Regions from separate parts of the Mus musculus genome. Here region 2 is linked to region 1. A link is a loop called in an ENCODE intact Hi-C map of the cell type or tissue named here. Cell type or tissue: heart. All regions are shown on one strand.

Region 1 (8,000 bases):
CTGGGGTTATTCCAGGAGGAAACAAGGAGGGGACAAGGAGAGAAGGTTCTCTTCACAGCAGGATGCTAGCGAACTCCAACAGGTGCTAGTGGGAGGCAGCAATGTCTTCCAGAGCTCCACACCTCCCTGGAGTGAAGCAGCAGAGAGAGCCCCATGGGAATGTGCTTGCTTGCGTCGCCAGGCACGCGGTGCCCATAGCCATTCTCCAAGGACACCCTGATCCCTGGGGGATCCTGCACGACATGCCTACAGTCCTGGCCTTCCTTCAGTAGAGTCTCCATGTTCCTTTCTATTTGTTACCCCAGGAGCAAAGACAAAGTGCCCAGACCTTCTTGGTGTGCTCCTGTGGCACTGGGGGAGGGGAGAGATTCCTATAAGAAGGACAGCTCTGGGCTATCACATACCTGAGTTCTGGGTATCCACAGGCATTACCACCACCCGCTCCACACCCAACACATGACCAGGATATACACACATATACACAAACACATATACACACACACACACACACCAGCTCTTCTAAAATGACTATTAGTCTCAAAGGCAAGATAAACAGCTTTCTCACCTGGCCAGATGGCTCCCTCCTGTCTTCTGAGAGACTTCTCTAGAGCCAGGGATGTCCCCATGAGCATGTCCTGTACTGTACCCTGTTCCCTTCAACCTTCCCTACTGGACCAAACCCCTGGCATGGAAGTTGATGTCTTTTCTCCCTAGAGGTAGCATACTATGCACACAGCATCACACAGTAGGTACTCAGAACTGCAGCCAATCTCCTCAGTCTAGGACAGTTCATGGCTATAGATCATGGAACCTAAGAATTTCTCAAGACTCCCCGTGGGACTGAGCCTTGGGGACAGCCAGTATTTTCAGCCCTATGTGAGCTATAGGAGGTAGCTGAGGCCCAGAAAGGGAAATCTGTCTTCATTCACTCTCTGGGGGCCTAGAGCATGAAGCCAGGCTGCTGGCCCGAGTAACCTGCAGCCTGGCCTCCCAAGCACTGGCTGGCATTATCAAAGAGAAATGGCACTTACCCCAGGATCCAGGCACCAGCATGAGAAGCCAGAGCACAGCATAGCAAGTGACCAGGGAGTACCTCATGGCTCCTGGGAACACAAACAAGGAGATGCACATGAGATATAAACTTCAGGAACCCCCAGAACCCCACCTCAGCAGCCCCAGGAAAGCACAACTTGGGAAGGGGAAAATAGAGTGGCTCCCAGGAGGAGAGGGTCTGGGCCACTACTTGCAGCCTTGTCCGGGTCTGGATGGATTGCAGAGGGCTGGGAGGACTCAGGCTTTACTAGGACTGATATAGCAGGCAAAGCTCAGGGCAGGCACGGAGGGTTTGCTGGGGACACGTTCAAGGTTCAGACTGCTGCCTCTGCCCTCTGAACGCAGATCCAACATAACAGCAAGCATAGCACAGCCAGCTCGGGAAAAGGGTCAAGTATGGTGTTAATCAGGAAGACGGGTCTGAAAAGCTCACCAAGCCGCCTAGCCCCCAAGGAACAGCCTTTTTCTGCTTTCTCAAGTGCATCGTGTTATCTTCTAACCCAGGAGGGTGAGGGAAAAACTCGGGTCATGGTGTCCAAAGAGGCTCACAGAGAAACCACAACCCATCTGTGTGGTAGCCTGGAGCTGGGCTCTGGAAAGATGTGATGTCAGTGAGGAAGGCCCTGTCCCTGAAGGCTAGGGGAGGGCCACTCCTTCCCACCCATCACAGCATGGTCAGGGTCCCTCCATATGAGGGGCACAGGATAGAGACCTTGCTACAGCCTATACCCAGCTCTCTACAGAGTCAGGGAATGTGGGGCACGGCAGGCACCCATCACCCTTCAGTGAGTACCCACTGGGTGTCTTGTTCAGAGGCCTCACCCATCCCTGGCTCAGGAGACAGCCATCAGCTACCTCTCTCAGGGATTCCCCCCAGGCTGTGTAGTCAGCACTGGGACACAGTAGATGGCTCCCCTCCACCATTCATGACTGGCCAGAAGGGTTGTGATGACTGGCCATATCTACCAATATTGGTGGCCAGTTCCCCAGTTCAGCCCTGGAAGAAACGGTTTCTCTCACTCAGCCCATGTCCCGAGCAGACAGCGAGGCGATTCCCACAAATACCACAACCTACGGCACACAATGGTTCATGGACAGTTTTGGTTTTCCTCTTGTGAGCTCTTAAGACACGCTCATCGCGTAAGTAGATGGCTGTGTGGGGAGGAAGTGTTTCTGAGCTGCATGTCACAATGACACGGTCTCTCTTCTATTCCTCAGCCCTTCCCCCCCTGTGAAACCTCATGCTACCAGCCTACCGTGGGGCCTTGAGTCCAGGCTGGATGGAGCTTCTGAGTTAGTAAAACGTCTAGAAGTTGGGTTTTGATATGAATTGGACACTTAAATATTGGTAGATAATTCCATCCCTGAGAAGAAGCACTTACTTCATAAGGCAAGCATGATCCATCCAACAAGAAGCGCGGCCGCTGGCCTGACAGGCATCCCCCTACCCCCTCTGCGTTTCGCAGTGGGTTCCCGCTCTGTAATGGCTTGGATCTCTGTGACTACTGCTGATCTCAGTGGTAACTTGTAAGCCAGGCGTGTGGAGAGAGCTTGCCTAGAATCTGCTAGTGAGGGGCTAGGGTATGGCTCAGAGAGGTACAATGCCTACCCAGAAAATCCACTAGTGGGGGCCAAGGGTTTATAGCTCAGTGGTATAGTCCTGGTCAGTACGGGGGGTGGGGCGGTCAGGGGGAGCAGAGGGGCTCAGAAGTAAAGAGTCAGCCTAGAGTCTCTCATTGTGGCTCAGTGGTAAAGCAACCTAGCTAGCATATGAAAGGATCTGGGCTTCATATACAACCCTGAAAAAAATTTTAATTAAAATGTAAAAGCCACTCTCTTCCATGACATTCACAGATGACCCTCCAGGCCTATATGACTGTCTCCTTTCCCTCAGGAGCTACAAATAGCCGAGCAGGGATTTCCTGCCTTAGAGAGAGCTGTCCCCTCTGACATGAGTCTGGATTCTTTCCCCTACAGGCAAGGCTACTGTAGCTTTTCCCCTCTGTCCACCTACCTATGTCAGGGCTCTGCTAGTTCCAGGGATGTGATCCTCCAGCCAAAGCATTGCTAGGTCAATTAAACACAAACCCCAAGGGTGTATGCCTGCCTTTTGGGAATGGTGGCAGCAACTCTCAGTCCCTCCCCAGGTGTGCAGCAGGGTCCCACCTGCATGTAATCCCTCTTTGTAAATGGCCGCCAATCGGATGTGTGACAAACGGCCTGTCACCCTCACTCGCATTTGCATTTCCCTAACTACCGGTGAGGTTGAGCACTTTCTAAATGTTCCATCTGTTACCTCAAATTATCCACCGGATCCCAAAAAGAAGCCAGGCAGCGTCACGTACATTATCCCTGATTTACAACTGGAGAAACCGAGGCACAAGGCAATTGAGTGACAAGCTGATGCCTCACTGTGAGTGGCTGTCTTTAGGAAGAAAAAGAATCTGCTTTCCTGGACCAGATGTTAGGAGAATTAAACATCTGTTAGGAACATCACCCAGAAATAGCTGGGGAATTCACACCGTGCTGCTGGGAGCTGCGGGAAGTTTGTGGCGCACACAAAGAGGGAGGAAGGAAGCTAAGGACCCGCCGTGAGATGATTCCACCAGCCAGAGGTTTTTACTGGTGTCTCTTTACTCAGTCTTCCCAAGTACCTCAACAAGAAGTATCCCTGCCTCCATTTGCAGATGATGAGATTGTCGCTAGGAAAAGTCACCCTGGGGTGAGTCATGCGCCTAGTATGCCACCATACTATCCTCTGTGACTCCCTTTCTTTGCATGTATTGCTTCTTGTGTGTGTGTGTGTGTGTGTGTGTGTGTGTGTGTGTGTGTGTGTGTGTGTGTTTGGGGTGGGGGGTATATACATAGATGTGCTCACACATGACCGTGCCTATAGAAGCAAGAATCCTACTACTGATGTCTTCCTCGATTGCTCCCCGCCGTATTGTTTGAGACAAGGTCTCTCACTGAACCTGGAGTTCCCAGTTGGGATAAGCTGACTCCACAGCATGACCCCAGGATTTCCTGTCTTTCCCCACAGCACCTCCCCAAAGGGGTGCACATGAGCACAGAACTGCCCACACCAGGCCTTACAGACAAGACCCAGGTCTGCAGCATGGCCCCAGCTGAAGACTAACAGTCAGAGGAAAAGCATGTTCAGATACCACATACATGCATACACACACACACACACACACACACACACACACACACACACCAACTTACATGCTTATGTGCACATACATATATCTACACATACCAATACAGAGGCTGGGCTCTCTGTAACTTTCAAGGAGAGCACCCACAAAATGCTAATTATCCAGGTGGGGCCCCTAGCCTGACCCTAAAGTCTCCCCCATCCTGTCCCCCATCCATTGTCCAGGCTGAAGGAAGTTACATTCCTTGCTAATCTGAAGGGATCTTTCCATTACACCTACAGACCCCTTAAAATACCAGAGAAAGGCCACGGTAGCCGGACTTCCCAGTCTAGGGGCTCCTCTCTAAGATGACAATTGGCTACACCTCCATCTTTTGGGAAACAGACCTGATTTCTAGGCAGGGTGACCATCATCTGCAGCTCCCATTCATTCCCCACCCCCACCCCAAGCCTCCACCACAAAAAGGGAAGAACCACATTTTGACAAGAGCCAGTATTCCCTTACCCCAGCGAGCAGGGGGAAAGGCTAGCAGAACAGGAGGAGGGAAGGGGCAGAGGGGGGCGGCTGAGCAGCAGTTTGCTTTCCCAGGAAGGAGAGATTTTCACAGCAGGGTACCACGATTTAGTTGGAACTGTTATGAATTCCCTTAAAATCAGATGCACTCAACTCTGAATGGCAACATGCTGCCGAAATCAAACCCAATGCAGGGGTTAGTCACGTCACCACACACCAAGAGGCTCGTACATGTGTGGTGCCTGCCAATGACGTCCTGAAGGCCGTTCATGGACGAGCCAATACTGGTCACCCGTGACCACACTTTGAAGGCCAGAGTGTAGGCAAAAAGGAGGGACACAGCCATTCTGACCTTGCACCTTTCCCAAAACTCTCATCAAGGGCTTAGGAACCAGCAGGGGTAGATGGGGTGGTAGATGGGGTCTTACCTGAGACCCCAAGAGAGGATGAAACAGTCTGCCTAGTATCTTCCAATCAAGACTTTGAGCCTTCTACCTGCCCTTTGTCAAAACTCATTGTGAATTCATCCAGCAAAACATACATTGTATCTTTCTTACATACATTGTAGCACTCTACAGGCATGGTGAATAACTAGGAAAAAAAGAAACAGAGCAGGAAGCTAACACTCCTACTAGTGAAGTCTTATCCCTGCTGCTCCAGGGCTCCCTGAGGTGTCACCCACAGACACATCAGTCAGCCTCTCTTTTGGTTTTTCAACACAGAGTTTCCCTGTGTAATCTTGGCTGTCCTGGAACTCGATCTGTTAACCAGGCTGGCCTCCACCTCAGAGATCTGCCTCCTGAGTGCTGGGATTAAAGCCATTAAGCCCACATGTGCTCCCTCTCTTAACAAAATACAGAGGAGGCCTGTGAGCTCAGAGGGTAAAGATACTGGACAACCCCAGTTCAGTCCCCAGACCCCATGTTTTAAGCAAAGAACCTACTCCCAGTGGTTGTCCTTTGAACTTCATGTGCATACCATAGCACACACATCTTTAAACACCTAGGGGATAGGGAGATAACTTAGTAAAGTACTTACCATGCAAGCATGGGAACCTAAATTCAACCACCAGAGCCACATTTCTTTTCAAACAGCCAGGCACTTGCAATCTCAGCATGGGCAAGGAAAATACATGAGGATCCCTGGGGCTCCCTGGCTAGTCCGCTAGCCTAAGTGGTGACCTCTGTCTCAAAAACAAAGAAACAAACAACAGCAAAAACCCAAAGTGGACACCATCTGAGGAATGACACCTGAAGCTGATCTCTGGTATTCCATGTTACAAACATGTACACCTACACACTTGGTAAAAACAAATAAATAAAACCACACAGTGTCCACATTCTACTCCCAGATGGATGGATGGATGGATGGATAAATGTAGATAGGTGGATGGATGGATGGATGGACAGATGGATAAATGTATGTATGTATGAATGGATGATTTAGAGAAGCTGTTTTAATGTTCAGGCTGGCTTTGAACTCCAAGACTCTATAGGTCTTCCCACCTAAGCCGTCACAGTAGCTGACACTATAGGTACAGTTTGAATGGAGGCTGCCTATCTCACCCTGTTCAAGAGTTGAAGAGTATCTCAGTGTAAGGATGTGCCCTAGTTAGGGTCACTATTGCTGTAATGAAACACCATGACCAAAGCAACTTGGGAAGGAAAGGGGTTTTTTATTTCAGCTTACATTTCCAGGTAATAGCCAATCACTGAGGGAAGTCAGGGCAGGAACTCAAACAGGACAGGAACCTGGAGGCAGGAGCTGATGCAGAGTCCATGGAGGAGTGCTGCTTACTGCCTTGCTCCCCCTGGTTTGTTTAGCCTGCTTTCTTATAGAACTCAGGATCACCAGCCCAAGGATGGCACCACCCACAATGAGCTGGGTCCTCCTCCATCAATCACTAATTAAGAAAAAAACCTTACAGCTGAATCTTATAGAGGCATTTTCCTAATCAAGGTTCCCCCCTTTCAAATAACTCAAGCTCATGTCAAGTTGACACAAAACTAGGCAGCACAGGGAGCAATGTAACTGAGCCAGGGCTCTGATGACAGCCCCATAGGTTATTGTTTAACATTTCATTTTGATAAAGGAAACTCTGATAGATTCTCACTCCCAAATCCACACACACATGATTAGGTACTGGGACTCAGGAGCTGGATTACAAGGCAGCTGCTGTGAAATACACCTAAGGCAGTTCTCCACCTTCCTGATGCTGCCACCCTTTAGTACGGTGCCTCATATCATGGTGACTCCCAGCCATAAGATTAGTTTCATTGCTACTTCATGACTGTAATTTTACTACTTTTATGAATCATAATGTAAATATCTAATATGTGACCCCTGTGGAAGGGTCGTTCAACCCCTCTGCACCCCACCCCCAATCCCTCAAGAGGACCCACAGGTTGAGAATCACTGCTCTAAGGCCTGCACTGTAAGCCACATTACAGTCCTAGTCAGGACACCACAAGGCCGTTGCTCTTTCTGCCTATTCTAGAAAGATACCAGAGGCTCCTGACAGCCATCATCAAGTTATAAGAGCAAAACCAAGCTATTCGAACCCAACCTCTTCCTCTCCCATGCTTCAGCCAAGATGAGCAGGCTGCAGAGTCTGGCCAGGCATGGCGCCTTGCTGACACCTCCCATGCCAGTCACCAGTGTGCTGGTCTGGGCTCCTCTCCTCGGAGCACCGCGGGCCTCACCTCACGTGTCCAGCCCTGCTCTCCAGGCACAGCCCTGGTGCCACGTGGCACCATCCTGAATCCTCCTGGAAGGGTGTCCTTAGCATCCCTCCTCCTTCCCTACATCATTGCAGGCATCTGTCCCAGCATGGGATGAGGGAGCAACCCAGGGCCATTGTGCCAGCAGACCCTCCTCGTCCTACAAGCAGCATCTCTGCCCACGAGCATGGGTTCCCATTGGAAGACACAGCAATCTTGTCTCTTCTCTGAGGCTCCTGTCTTTGCCTTTCTCATCTGAGAAAATGTATCTCCATCCATGCAGTCAGTCAGTCAGTGAACAGCTTCCACACTTCCAGTCAGAAGTGTGTTCCTCCTTCCCTTGAATTATCAGATTCCTGCCTTCAACTCACCAAGCTCCGTTCCTCTCTTAGCCATCACTGTGGCTAGTCAGACTCTTGGTCCCAAACGTAGAGGGATATTTGTACACCAGTTTTCAGAACAGTATGACTTTGATAGGCAAAAGGTTGGACCTACCAAACACCAACTGCTCTTGACCAAATGGATAAGCAAAACCTAGCACATTCACACAGTGGAG
Region 2 (8,000 bases), 82 kb before region 1:
GATCTACCCATCTCACTCATTGGGAAAGATTCCTGGGGTGGGGAGGGCTGGGGCGGAGTAGGGTGGGGGCTGTGTTTTGTGTCAAAGTTAATGTGGTAGTTTGAATGCCCCATGCCCCATCTCCATCTCCTCACACATTTGAATAGTTGGCCCCTAACTGGTAGAACTGCTTGGGAAGGATTAGGAGGTGTGGCCCTGTTGGAGGAGATGTGTCACAAGCAGGGGAAGTCTTTGAGGCTTTAGAAGGCTATGCATAAGCATTCTTTCTGCCTCCTGCTCATAGATTAGATGTAAGCTCTCAGCTACTGTCCTAGTACCTGCCAGTCTGCTGCCATGCTCCCTACATGATGGACAGGGACCCAGTCTATGGAACTGTAAGCCCCCATTAAATGCTTTCTACTGTAAGTTGTCTTGGCCATGGTGTCTTAGCACAGCAATAAAAACTAACTAAGTCTATAAGTATCTGCTGGGTTTATTGCCCATGAAGTGCAATTGGCTAGGTGTAGACTGGTGGGATCTGGACCTAGGAGGTGTCCCAAGAACATTTGTGTCCTCTGAGAACAGAAGAGGAAGGCAAAGCCAAGTGTGGGAGTGGGGCACATCTGCCATCTCAGCACTTGGGAGTTTAAGCAGGAGGATTCCTGTGAGTTTGGAACCTGCCTTGGTTCCAGAGTTCGTTTTAGGCCACCTTGGGCTCACCTTGTCTCAAAAGGAGAGTAAAGGTCAGTGAGAAGGACCAATGGACAAAGCTACTTGCCCACCTGAGTTCAGTCCCTGGAATCCCCATGGGGCAAGGAGAGAATCTGTTCCCACAATTGGTCCTTTGACCACCTCCTGGGTGCCCACACCCACCCACCAACCCCCTCGAAATTAAATAAATAATTAGTGCAGAAAAGTGTTTTGAAAGCAGGGGCTGTGGGAGTCTACGCTGAATGATCTCTAATGTTCCCTGGCTGGCAGCAGGGAACGGACCAATTGCAGGAGGTGTGTGGTACTTGGGCACACATAGCATGCCCTCTATGAGTCAGGCAGTGCCAGGCAACTGTACAGCAAGATGTGGTCTCACCCAAAAAAAGGCAGGATAAGCTGAGGAGCTCATGAGTGACAGACAGTGAGCCAGCACATGGGGACAACAGGAAGCACTTGCTGGCCTCCAGAGTTAGCCCTTCTGGTCTGAGAGCTCCAGTCCTCAGAGCAAGAAGACCTTAGGGCTGAGGACGCAAAGCTAGGTTCTCTGGGTCTCCTCCTAGAACCTGGGACCCACAGTGACCTCAGGACTCTTTAGTGCAATAGCCAGGCTCTGCCTTCAAGATTTAGAAACGTTAGGGTTAGCTTACAGTTAAACTCATCTCACAGGGTGCCACCTAGTCTCCACCACCCCTGGTCTGCCATCCAGTTTCCCCCAAAGAAAGGCTTGTCATTGCCCCAGTTGGACTCCTCTCTGTGGTCATTATGATCCCTGAGCTCAGCTGCTCTGGTCACAGGTGGTGTCTGTCCTCAGCAGCCACCTCGGTGGGAGTTGGCAAGAGAGTTTCCTTGAGAGGCAGATGGGCTGTGAGGAACTGAAGACCTGTGTCAGCTACTGGGAGCAGGCTCAACAATTAGAGCTCTCTTGCCCAAGGGCTTCTGGGAAGGGATGCTGCTGTGAAGGAGGGAGTCTGACCAGCTTACTCCCTCTGACTCCCCAGAGGAGCCTTAGCACTCCCTCCTGCCTTCCTGGTGGCATCTGTTTTTGGCTGTGGATGTGTCCACTCTCAGAAAAAGGTCCTCCTTCTTTCTGAGAGCAGCTTACTTGGAAGTCTCCCTAGGAATTAGGGAATATTTAAGAACCAAATTTGGGGATGGATGGGAAAATGGAATACTCTTCCCCCTCTTTGCCCCTGAACCTCACACTCAGAGGCTGGGACATTCAGGAAAATCTTGGGGGCTGGCTTTGAAGTACCGAGCTGATGTGGAACCAATATAAGAAAAAAAATGCAGGGATTTCCTGCCTGCACAGGAAGTATCACTTTGAGTATTATGAGCCAGGAAGAGGACCAGGGCATTGGGCGATGTACCTCCTCTATCCTCATCTCTCCAACTCTACTCATCCTAGCTTAGTCCCTCAGAAAGGAGGGTGATCCCTGCCCACTCTCCCCAGAGGCAGAGATAATGGATACAGATGGATTACTTCAAGTAGATCAAGTGGGCCAGTATGTATGGCAACGACCATGAGTAACTGAATTTAGAAAAAAAATTCTTACATTTACATTTAATTTGTGCGTGTGTGTATGTGTGTATGTTTGTGTGTATGTATGTTTTCATACAAATGTGCACACGTGGAGATCAGAGATAACTTGTAAGCATTGGCTTTTTCCTTGTGCTGTGTGGGACCTGGGGAATCAAACAAGCTTGGTGGAAAGTACCATCATCTGTTAAAATTTGGCTACGTCAAGATAACTCTTAATTGCCTATGTCTTATGATGGAGGGTAAATGGGCATTTAGAATGGAAGAAAATACAGTGATCTTGGAGATGCATTGGTACTGGAGGAGTGGAGCATGTGGAAGCCCCTTAACACAAGGTTCAGAGTCCTGAATGGGAGGTGCTGAGGTTAGGACCCCTAAAGAGGAGGACCAGGATTACTTAGCAAGAGGATGGAGGTGAAGGACAAGGGTCCCCATAGCAGGGCTCCCAGGGCCTCTTTGTTCTTTAAAAGCTAGTCACAAGAGGGTGAGCTGTGGACACATATGTGATGGGTGCTAATGGACCCAAGGGGAAATTCTACCCAGTGATAACACTGCGAGCTGCTGATGGACAGACTCGGCTGGCCAGTGTCGTGCCAAGGGAAGGAAAGCATACCCCCTCCTCCCTCACCTCAAACTCATGAGCCTCCTGCTACTGTTTACATCATAGCTGGGATTACAGGCAGGGTCATCATGGCCAAGCTAGGAAGAATTATCTCAGAATGGGGAGATGTCTGAGTGGGTCTGGGGACCTCAGAGAGCCAAGACTCGTCACAGCTATGGGTTGAGATGAGGTACTATTTTGTCATGCACAGTTAGGGACATGCTAGTTTTCCCTGTGGCCCCAGGCAGCCCCACATCATCTCTGGGCCTCTGCTTCTGTCTATGCATGGTGGGAAGTGGACACATCTTTCTCCAAGGGGGTCAAGGAATAAAAAGTCTTGAAAGTGCTGGGCTCAGCTCCAGACCCATAGGATATGTCCGGTAAACAGCAATTATATGTGCTACTCTGTTCTCTGGGGTGGTGGTTAGAGAGAAAGGGATAATGAACTGTTTCGACAGAAGAAGGAAGTGACACTGTTGTCATCAAAGAGCAAGCACCATCCCTATTGCACCTGACAGAGTGGCCTGAGGGAAAGAACGACTTGGGGCTGGGTCAGGGGTGTGATGTGAACTCAAAGCCCACCCTGCACTGTGGCAATGGCTCTGCCTGCTGAGAGATCCTGCCAAGCCTGTGGTTCTAGTAGAGGAAGGGAGCCCCAAGCTCAGCTGGGATACTCAGCACGGTCAGAGGAGCCGGGCCTCTCCATCCTCACTGGGCCTGGCATTGTGCCAGGGGAGCTGCGTTCACGGAAAGCCTGGTCGGCAGAGATAAGCACCAAGTCCCAGCCTAGGCCAGCTCCTTGCTTCTGAGGGAGCTCATATTAATGGTCGCCCCTCACTTCAGCCTTGTGATAATTAATATCCCAGCAGGGAGAAAGTCCAAGTGTATATGCGGCTGTGTGGCTGAGGGATGCGGCTGAATAGGTGGAGCATGTTGTTCATTAGGGATCTCCCCTCCCCTCAGCAGGAGCTCTCAGCCCTCTGTCCTTGTGTCTGAAGCTCAGCTCTAAGAGTTGGGAGTGAGCAATGGGCAGGAGAGTGCTGAACAATTGGGCTGCCAGCTTTCGTCTCTTATAGCCCTGGCTATCTTCAGACTGTGTAGACAACAGCGTTGTTGAACTTCCCGGCTTACTGCCTCCACCTCTCCAAGGGGCCGAGATTACAGGAGGATGCCAACATACCTGGTTTGTGTGATGCTGAAGTTACTGAACTCAAGGCTTCGTGTATGCTAGGCAAGCACTCCACCAAGTGAGTCCCACCCTTACCCAGAAACAATTCAGGCAGAGAAACGCAAAGCATTTTGGTCTCTTCCTTGACTGTCCACATTCTGCCTGAAGATGGGAGGTTGGGCGATGGATGTGGTTGCCTCTGTGCTCAGACTCAGTTTACCCAGTGGGTCCCAGGAGGCTCAGTTTCAAGCCAAGTATCATGATTATGACTATACTTCACTAGCTCACACCTCCTTGTTCAGTGCGCTATCTGCACAACCACATGGGGACATCTTGCTCAGGACAGGCTCCAGTCACACTGAGTTTCTCCCTCACGGATGGGCCCTACACTGACTATTTAGGTCACTCTCGCTCAGCCCATGGCCTTAATGGCTTCTTAAATTCTTAGTCCTCAGAGTGAGATCGGAAGACCGGAAGCTTTGGCATCCTGAGAGCTTAGAAGCCAGACAAAATCAGAGGCTGTATTTTAACAAATGGGTGCCTGGGTTGACTCATAGGTATGTAACCTTGTACTTGGCTTAGTAAACACTAAGGCATCTAGACCTTAGAGGAAGTGGGGTACAATCTGGGGGAGATCCAGAAAGCAGAGAGAGAGAGAGAAAGAGAGAGAGAGAGAGAGAGAGAGAGTCCAGTAGGGTCAAGAGGGGCGGGCTTCGTGGTAGTACACTCACTTAGAATCTGCCAGTGAGGGGCTGGGGTGTGGGTCAGAAGGAGAGCATTTACCCAGAATCCACCAGGGATGGTTAGGGTACAGCTCACAGTAGAGAGCCTGTGTAAGGGTGAGGGGCTAAGGGCTTGGCTCAGCAGCACAGTGCTTGCCTATAACTTAGCCCTATAGGATCTGGGACTCTGACTCAGCAATGGGGCACTTGCTTAACATTCCAGAAGCTCTGGTTCATTCTCCACAACAGAAAGACAGCAGTGGGGGAGGGGGAGGGGAGATGGGGACTGAGGGAGGGAAGGAAGGAGGGAAGATATGTGAGAGGGAGGAAGGGAGGGAGGGAGGGAGGGAGGGAGGGAGGGAGGGAGGGATAGTCCTATGAGAAACTGAAGTGGTGAGGAGATGAGGGACACAGCCAGAGTCCAGCCTCCCAGGATCTATCACTGGGGACCCTCTGCCTGTACCAGCCCACGAGGGACCCTGGCCGTCTGCTCCTAGTGAGGAGAGGCCCGGCCTGGCAGTCCCCAAATCCCAGAATCAAGGCCCTCTTTGCTCACAGCTCTGTTTCTGCCTGGGACTTTGGTCAGGATCCCCAGGCTGCTGGGGAGGCCCGGCACCTCAATCACGCCTATCGCTCTGGCTGCAGGAAGAGAATAGCTTTCAGCTCAATTACCCTCACATTGCAATATCATAACGCTCCAATGAGGCTTTTTAACCAAAAACAAAAAAGCCGTGTCTGCTGCAGGCCGGCTTCGAGACCAGCCGTGCAGAAGGGATGGACCTGCCCGGCTGAGGGCCCCTATCAGGCCCTGTGGATTACAGTACCAGAGGTGCTTGTTCTGAGCACCAGGTAAAGCCAGAGTATTCTGGAGTCTGGAACCTAAGTTCACCAACATGTGTCCTGCTCAAGTTCACTGGCCACTGGGACATGACTGACCCATGACCTTTGTTAGGTAAGAACACTATAATCCAAGTCCCAAGAGGCCCCATAGGGTGGCACAGTTCATAATGTCTGTCCCTATCTGAATGCCGGGTGCTATTTCCTCCTGGGTGTGGGAGTGTTATCCAGAAGCCTTGCCCTGGCATTGGCCACTCAGGACCAGGGAACTCAGTCCCTAAGTCTTCTATCATTTTGGATCCACTGGCCTCTCTGCTCTTTATTGCCATAGCCAAAGAAAGCTACTACCCTACTTTTTAGATTAGTAAACAGAGGTCCAGCACGATAAAAAGCACACCAAAAAAACCCCTCCAGTACTACAGAGAGTCATCAGCAAGATTGTCTCCTTTACTCTTTAGGGGTCCTCCTCCTTGTCTTAGACACCATGACCAGAGCAACTCTTAAAAAGGAAAGCACTTAATTGGGGCTGGCTTACAGTTGCAAAGGTTCAGTCCATTATCATCATGGCAGGGAACATGGCCACAGGCATGATACTGGAGCAGTAGCTGAAAGCTACATCCAGATCACAGGTCATAGGAAGAGAGAGAACTGGCTCTCTCTAAGCCCCCAAACCCACCCCTAGTGACACATGTCCTCCATCAAGGCCACACCTCCAAGCCTTTTAAAACAGTGCCACTCCCTGGTGACTAAGCATTCAACTGCAGAGCCCATAGGAGGGCCATTCTTACTCAAACCACCACAAAGGTCGTGTAAGGATCCCCAAGCCCGCCTCAGCTTCTAGAGCACTCCCTGTAGCCAGGCGAGACCTGTGCTTGAGTGTTTTGTACAGACAGGAATCTTTGGAAGGTTTGTGACTGTCCCCATTCTAAGATGAGAAAGATCAGGGCCAGCAAAGCTAAATTGTTGGCTTGGTGGCTCAGGCCAGACTTTACAGTAAGACCTGTACCAATTTGGGTGTTGTATTCTCCTCTTTCTCTTTCATAGGACACATTTCCAAATCTTACTGGTCGGGGAAGAACTGGGTCCATCTGAACACTGTGCTCGTGACAGAAAAAAAAGACTGGGTGTCCTGGCTACAAGCCACGCAGATTCCATGAATCCTCAGAAAGGCACACAGTCCTCACGTGTCTCAGACACATCCTACCATAGAGGCCTCGGACTAGCCGTGTTCGAAGGAGGAGGCCAGCCAGCCACTTTTCCAATCAGCCGAGACTCATCCGCCTGGCCAGCACACTGCTAATGGCCTTGCTGGCCACGTCCCCTCCCTCTGTCCTCTTACCCTCCTGCTGGCTGCAGCCGATTTGTTCATGATTTAACGCTCTGGGGCGCTGACCTGTGAGAGAGACACTGGGACAGAAGAAGGCAGGGAGGACACCCGGAGAGGTGTGCGCAAGCGTGCACGCTGGCATAGGCAGAGCAATCTCTCCAGGAACACATTCCCAGGCAGGCTCTCTGGGGCTGGGGGAGGCATCGAGCACCCCAGTCCTGGAGGAAAGGCTCTTAGGGAGGCTTGGGGGAACCCTATCTCCTAAACCCTGGCTATCCCTGCAGGTTTTTGGGAACCCCGGGCATGGTTCCCTGGTGTGGTGTGAGTCCCATGCCACTGCCCAGGCCTGTGACCCACAAGAAGCAGTAAGTGGCTCTAGAGCCCAGGTCTGCTGTGTGATATAAGTAGCTAATTTGGTCTCTCTGGAGGCAGTGCCTAGCTTAGATGTGGGAACAACCCTAAGCCTATTGCTATGACCCAGATGTTGACTCTCTCGAAGAGGTCTACACAATGAAGATGCAATTCCCATGTCATCAGCTGGCTGTGGCAGGGACATAAACAGATGAAGAACATCATTGCTACAGTTATTCAACCTTCCCTATACCCAGGACTCCTAGACTTGGTCCTTACAGATTGTTAGACAGACTTATTATCTTCAACCCACTGGTAAGTCCTAATATGCTATGTGTGAGACAAGCCATGGGAACAGAGGCTGGCTAAAGTCTAGAGGTGATGGTGAGTGGGCCCTGCTCCTCCTTCCTCAAAGAGAGGGGCCCTGTGGGTGGCAGCCATTCCATCTTTGGGAACTCTATATACCTCAGCCACTACCTGCAGATGGGGAACCCAGCAGGAAGGGGGCCCTATTGCTGTAGGAGGGGGCCCTGTGCTCAGCAGGAAGCATTCCTGTGCCCTCAGGAAGGAGGTTCTGTGATCAGGAGGGGCCCCGTATCTGTTGCCCATCGATGTCTGTACTGCCCCTGAGGCTGTTACAGGTGGCACCAATCTCCCAAGCTCAGGTCCAGCTGCTGAACCCATCTCTACCACCAGGAGGAAGACATGCTTGGGCTCAGCCCCTACAGCGGGGACAAGGGCAGGGGAGCCAGGTCAAAGTGGCATGG

The links. Peaks named below come from ENCODE experiments on the same cell type or tissue, not always from the same donor. Only the 100,000 strongest peaks of a DNase experiment are listed, where the experiment ranks them.
Region 2: a loop joins it to region 1, with 4 times the contacts of the local background. A loop is called at or near these places in 2 of 42 quality-filtered maps.

The regions. Positions count from the first base shown.
Region 1 is chr10:60,656,236-60,664,235 of GRCm38, forward strand. Cdh23 (cadherin 23 (otocadherin)) reads right to left here. Exons shown (of 71, transcript NM_023370.3): 3 at 1,032-1,103. The coding sequence starts at 1,098. Among named protein-coding and RNA genes, the nearest start is that of Gm51803, 27 kb to the right of the region's middle. In heart, no CTCF peak of the experiment used is centred here; a DNase peak (open chromatin) is centred at 3,616; H3K27me3 peaks cover 682 bases.
Region 2 is chr10:60,573,982-60,581,981 of GRCm38, forward strand. All of the region lies in intron 7 of Cdh23 (cadherin 23 (otocadherin)), which reads right to left. Among named protein-coding and RNA genes, the nearest start is that of Gm51803, 110 kb to the right of the region's middle. In heart, no CTCF peak of the experiment used is centred here; a DNase peak (open chromatin) is centred at 3,580; H3K27ac peaks cover 678 bases.